Linked DNA regions of Homo sapiens: region 2 is linked to region 1. A link is a contact called in ENCODE Hi-C data. All regions are on one chromosome and are shown on one strand. Each heading gives the region's core, a stretch centred on a gene start or an enhancer-like site at or near the end of the contact. The rest is flanking DNA. Distances are from core to core; before and after follow the strand shown. Region 1 has its middle 48 kb from the start of LINC01087. Region 2 overlaps MGAT5 (alpha-1,6-mannosylglycoprotein 6-beta-N-acetylglucosaminyltransferase).

The links. Hi-C counts contacts between places; a loop is a spot of excess contacts on that map. Pooled maps may share reads with other maps.
Region 2: a loop to region 1 is called in a pooled map, with 5 times the contacts of the local background. The contact joins two enhancer-like sites. A Hi-C loop is called at or near these places in 4 of 37 single-sample maps with no recorded cell type and 2 of 50 pooled maps.

What each region holds. Positions count from the first base shown.
Region 1 is chr2:131,587,021-131,590,363 of GRCh38, reverse strand. No RefSeq gene overlaps it. Among named protein-coding and RNA genes, the nearest start is that of LINC01087, 48 kb to the left of the region's middle. RefSeq lists an enhancer at 1,907-2,056. Within about 2 kb of position 2,068, at least 2 of the 41 ENCODE cell types and tissues checked have a DNase peak (open chromatin) inside an H3K27ac peak, as active enhancers do.
Region 2 is chr2:134,281,882-134,285,018 of GRCh38, reverse strand. The region is part of intron 2 of MGAT5 (alpha-1,6-mannosylglycoprotein 6-beta-N-acetylglucosaminyltransferase); the gene reads right to left. Among named protein-coding and RNA genes, the nearest start is that of MGAT5, 29 kb to the right of the region's middle. RefSeq lists an enhancer at 2,441-2,650. Within about 2 kb of position 1,863, at least 6 of the 41 ENCODE cell types and tissues checked have a DNase peak (open chromatin) inside an H3K27ac peak, as active enhancers do.

The sequences.
Region 1 (3,343 bases), core at 819-3,318:
GAGCTGGACCAGGGCAAGTAGCACCTCGACCCTCCTACCGGGACCCTCCTGCTGCAAAGCTTTATGCAGCCAGGCTCCAGGCTGCTTCACCCAAACCACAGGTGCTTTGGTGTGGGAGGAAAAATGGATTCTGAGCCTGGACACCAACCTACTCTTACCAAAAGAAGTAGAGGGGAAGCCAATCACAAGTGCAAAAAAAAAAAAGTACTATTTTGTAACTGAAGTCTTATGAAGGGTTAAGCTACCTTGCTTGATACTAAAAAGAGGAGCTTGATACTAAAGCTCCTCTTGCTTGATACTAAATTAAACTTTGAATGAAACAAAAAGAAGACACATACACTAAATTTCCTTGTCCCTCTGTGATCCCCTGAGCCAGGAAGCAAGGGGAAGCCTGGCCTCCTGGACTCTCTCCCCAGCTGGGGGCTGAATAGTTTCCTCCAGGGTCACAGGGAGCAGCTGGGCTCAGTGGGGCCAGGCTGCCCTTCCTTCCTACATGGGCGTTCTCAAACCTTCCATTGCCCCACACAGAGTGCCATGATCCGGGTTCAAATCCCAGCTCTGGCACTTGCCACCTGTGTTACCTGGCAAATGCCTTACCACCCAGGCACTTGCTGTCTGTGTCCTTCCTGACAGGAGGGATGGGAGCTGGTGGCCCTGGCATGAAGCGCTGTTAACAGTCAAACACAAGCAGGAGCAGGCAGACACCTGGGTGGGGGACTGCCCTGCTGGGGGTGCTCACCAAAGAGCACCTCCCCATCTGCCCACGTGGCCTTGCACGTCTCAACACTTATCAGGCACCTGACTACAGGAAATCCCTGAACAAAGCCCTGAGCTGCCCTGGGGAATGTGACCAGGGCGATGGACCAGGAAGGACAGTCTGGGGTGCTTGGCATGAGTGAGGATAGGCTGGGGAAATGCCAACCTCTTCCACCAGCTTTGCATCCCAGGGCACCCTCAGTGGACAGAGAACCCAGAGATGCCACAAGGCTTGAGCTGCATCCTAACCATCCTGAGTTCCAGCCCAGCCATGGCCCCGGCCCGGGGGTACTTTGGGTGCTAAGTTGGGATGACGAGGGGCCAGGTGACACTCCTGTGTTCCAGGATCCGGTCAAGAAGGTGGTACCCTGTCACTGCCTGGCTCCGTCTGGTCCCAGTGGAACAAGAAGGGCAGGAAGCCTCTAGCACCCACCCTCTGGGCCACCAACACCCAGGTCCACAGTGTGGCCACCTGAGTCAGCACCACCTGCCTCGGGGACCAGAGCATGAAGGCTCAGATACGAGGAGCATAGCGCAGCAGTGGATGCAGGTATGCAGGATGTGCTGTGCGGATCCAAGGAGCCCCTCTCTGGAGGCTTGGGCATAACCTCTCCATCTTATTGACACATAATATTTTACCTCTTTGTAAGGTACATACAAATACTTGTTACATGCATAAAATGCGTATTCTGGTTACTTTGAATATTTACACATAATAATATTACTTAGCCACCACAGCCTGCTGTCAAACATTACAGCCTATTTCTTCTAAATGTAGGTTTGTACCCAATAACCAACTTCTCTTCATTCTCCCTTCCACATACCCAGTCTTCCTGGCCTCTGGTACTGCCATTGTATTCTCTGTTTCCATGGGATCAAGTTTTTTTAGCTCTCACGTGAGTGAGAACCCGTAGTATTTGTCCTTCTGTCTCTGAAAATGTTTCTGAAAATGACACGATTTCCTTATTTGTTATGCCAAATAGTATTTTACTGTGTCTATTTAGCACATCTTATCCACTCATCTGTTGATGAATACTTGGATTGATCCTGTGTCTTTGCTATTGTGAATAATGCTGTGATAAACACGAGCATGCAAGTTCCCCTTTGTTACACTGAACTCTTTCCTTTGGATAAATACCCCCCCAGTGAGATTGCTGGACCATAGAGTAGTTCTATTTTTTCTTTTTTTCGAATTCTCTATACTGGTTTCCATCATGCTTGTACTGATTTGCATTCCTACTGACAGTGTAGCAGAGTTTCCTTTTCTCTTCATTCTCACCAGCATCTGTTATTTTTTGTCTTTTTAATAATACCCATACTAACTGAGGTGAGATAATATCCCACTGTGGTTTTGATTTGCATTTCCCTGATCAATGAAGTTGAGCAGTTTCTCATATACATCTTAGCCATTTGTATGTCTCTATTCCTGTCCTTTGCCTATTTTTAATGGCATTGATTTTTTAACTTTTGAGGAGTCTGAGTTCCTTCTATACTCTGCACATTAGTTCCCTGTCAGGTGAGTAATTTGCAAATATTTTCTCCCACTCCAGGGGCTGTCTCTTCACTGTGTTGATTCTTTTGCTGTGCAGAAGTTATAGCCCACTCAACTATTTTTGCTTTTGGTGCCTGTGCTTTTGAGATTTCATCCATAAATTATCTGCCTAAGCCGATGTTCTGAAGAGTTTTCTCTATGTTTTTCTAGTAGTTTTATAGTTTCAGGTCTGACATTTAAGTCTTTTTTTCTTTTTTTGAGACGGAGTCTGGCTCTGTCACCAGATTGGAGTGCAGTGGCGCAATCTCAGCTCACTGCAACCTCCGCCGCCCGGGTTCAAGTGGTTCTCCTGCCTCCCGAGTAGCTGGGACTACAGGCACCCACCACCATGCACAGCTAATTTTTGTATTTTTAGTAGAGACGGGCCATGTTGGCCAGGATGGTATTGATCTCTTGACCTCGTGATCCACCCACCTCGGCCTCCCAAAGTGTTGGGATTACAGATATGAGCCACTGCGCCCGGCCCTAAGTCTTTAATCTACCTTGAATTGGTTCCTATTTCCAACCTGAGACAGGGAAGAAGTTCACAATGACTTTGCTGAGATAGTAAGCTGACTGCATAGTTACTAAGGGGGCATTTTTATATACTTCTTTCACAGGAACAAAGAAGCCAAGTCATTCCCTACCCGAATTAAATGTATGATTTTTAAAGAGGAAGCCTTGAGAATTTAACCCAATCTAACCATTACTCCAAATTATTTGGTAAACTGTGTCACTTTAGGTGGAGGAAGGTAAGAATTACGGGAACGTGAATTCTTTAAAAATCCATAAAAATGTACTGTGCTTGGAGACAAACTTGTAAGTTATTGCCCCTTTACAATGATTTGATGTCAAAAATACCGTAATATATTACTACTTTTATTTGATCAGATTTTTAACTGATTAAAGATTTGGTCTTAATCACTATTTTACAAAATAAATGCTCACTCTGAGCGTATAGTTCTACAGCCAGTTTTTAGGAACTTAAAATTTTTATATAATTTCAAAAGTCACAAGAATAGTACCAAGAATCCTCCTCCTTCTCTTAACCAAGAC
Region 2 (3,137 bases), core at 614-3,113, 2.7 Mb before region 1:
AAAAAGAAGACCAAAACAAAAAATCAAAACTCACAAAATTAAGTATGCTTAACACCTGAAACATTTACAACAATATCCAAATGGCCAGAAAGGTGTGGACTCTTAGATTACCTTCCACTCTTGAGCCTTAAACTATTTTCATCTTTAAAAATGCCACACGTGACCTTCTGGTGTGATGCACAATAAAATGCGATTGTCCCAGCAGTGGCAGATTAAATGGGCACATTAGAGATGCACCAGCCAGGATCTGAACCCTGGCTCAGACTGCCACCATTTTGGGTAGATTACACATCATATCCTACCCTGATCCTCTTAAATTGAGATAACTGTTCTGCAGGTTTGCTCTGAGGAAAGAACTAATAAAGTATTTTAAAGTTATTATTTGTGTCTGGGACACAGCGATCTCTCCATAAACAGTGGCTTTTTTTTTTTGCTCTATTTTATGAACACTTTACAAATCTAATATGTTTAGCACACAGGGTTGCATGCAGACTATGTACTGCATTCCAGACAGCACCATTCATTTAGGCCAGGGGTTGGCAAACTTTTTCTGTAAAAAGCCAGATAGGAAATATTTTCAATTTTGTGGGCCTTATGGTCTCCTGTACAACCACTAAATTCTGCAGCTGTAGCATGAAAGCAGCCACAGACAGTAAGTAAACAAATGGGCAAGGTTGTGTTCTAATAAAACTTTATTTATAAATTTAGGCAGTGGACTAATTTGGCCCATGGGCCACAGTTTGTTGACCCCTGACACAGGCTATGTAAATGTGGCCCACTAAAGTTCAACAGTATGGCAGCTAAAAGTTCCAGCACTAGAACTGTTGAGATAAATCTGGAGAACCATCCACCAAGGATTTTGGAAAGTTGCAATCTCCCATTTGGAGGAAATGTTAGAACATCTAAATCTTTTCCACTTATAAAAGCTCATGAATCTCTGGATCTGAAAGAGGAAACAAAGATAATGTGATGTGCTGAAGGTCTCAGCATCAATTCTGTCAGCAGTGGGCTTAATCCCAGCCTCCTGAGCCCTGACCCTACATTTCTTCACTAGGGCTCACAGTCTCTAGCCTGGAATTCCTCAATCTGTGGCCAGTTTACATTCTCAACTCTAATTGCTAGCCAGTCACAAATTTCTCAGAGAGCCTAGTGCAGCGATGTATCCTTGCATCACAGAAAGAGAACCCAGCGGCCGGGGGAAGCTGTATCGTTCTCCTGTTAAGAACAGGACCCAGCTTAAGTCAAGCCTCATAAATAACCATGAAGACCAATGACAACTTCACGGTGGGATTCTGAAGCCTCAAAGCCACACACCCACATTCTCCAAACTGAGAAGAGTTTCTGTAAAAAAAAAAAAAAAAAAAAAAAAAAAAGATACTACATTCCTCAACAATGGCTTTAAATGTGAATAGAGACAGGCACCTACAGACAAGAAGTTGAACCCTATATAAACTGTGCACCGACTTCATGACTGAAACTCCAAACCCTACCTCAAATGTGTGATCCTTCTGTTAAATCTTGATTTTATTTAGCCCCTTCTTTGATGAATGACTAGAACCTGCTCCCCATTTGGTGCCTCTAACATAATTTTCGAGGCTCCTTAGTTTTGGTTAAAAACTTATGGAACAAAGGCACATACAGACCCTCTTAAAACCATTTGCCAAAACCACATTTTGTTAATTATAGCAACAGCCAGTATTTCCTGAGCACTTAACCATGTGCCAGCCCTCCCTCCACAGACACTTTCTCATGTGGCCCCATGAGCTAGTTTCTGCTGTACAGATGAGAGAACTGAGACTTAACCTCTCTAAATGACTTCACCACAGTTGCACCACTGTGGAACTCAGACTTGAACCCCAGCAGCCTGAGTCTGTACTGCGCACACAAGTCTCATCACATGCTGAACCAATGCGTTAACACATCCAGACCTTTCTGTGGTTCCAACACTGCTCTCTCAAAAGTCTAGTTTGAGCCTAGCAGAAACATAAATGACAGATGATACAGTAAAGGGTCCTTTTTTTTTTTTTCGGTTTTGGTTTTAATAGGCCACCTTCTGTATTAGAATTAAAAGGGCCCAACAGTGGTTCTTAAATGCACCCAGGAAGAATGTGCCCTGGGCTGTTGTACAGACTGATCCTGCTGGCAGCTAGCTGGAGAACCCCAGGCCTCCCTCACTCAATAATATGGGTCTCTGCTCAATCTCTCTTCTTCAGAGAGGCTTTCTTGACAAGCCTCAAACCTGAAACAGCACCCACTTCCTTCGCTAATTTCTTACCCTACTTTGCTGTTCCTCAAGCATTTTTCACCAGATGTGTTTATGTATTTGTTTCCTATCTGCCTTCACTGCTGGAGTGTCATCTCCAGAAAGAAGAGATGGTTTTGCTCATCACTATCTCCAGTGCCTAGACAGTGCCTGGCACAGAACAGGCACTTGCCGTATCTGTTAGTAAAGAAACAAATCGATCTCTGGGTGGTAGAATAACAGCTACTTTGTATTTTCATCTTTTTGCTTAGCTGTAATTTCCAGATTTTCAGCAGAGCATCCCTCCTTGTACTACAGAAGCACTGTTTTTTAAGCCTTTCCTTTTGAAAACACAGCACTATTATTCAGTTATACACATCAACTCAAAGGTAGAGATGATGGCTGTATGGTCACTGGTAGCCCGGGGGCATGAAAACCCATGCTAAATTAATCCCCAGGTGCCTGGCTTGACAGCTCCGTACACCCAGCCCGGCATGGCACACACTCCTGGCCAACTCAGTTGCTAATAATGGCCTTCTGCCCTCAGGGAGCAACCATCCTCCCCATGTGGCATAGACACAGGCTAAAAGCCACCTTCTTAATCCTCATTGCATTCCTGGGCAGTACAGGGAAGGCAGTTTATCTTCATCACCATGTCATTCATGTCTGACAGAGGCCAGAAGCGAAAGGAGAAAACCTGAACACACAACCATCTCCAGGAGACACCCATCTGCCTCCCCAGAGTTAGGATTCTGTGAACCACTGATGAGAAATGACTGGCACTTCTGCCAAGAGGTTCACTGTGTTTCAACCTCAGATACCATCAGATACAGCTTCTACTAATCTTCTCCTTGCCTCGACCCAACTGCATCCTGAAATAAAGTCTTAAATATTT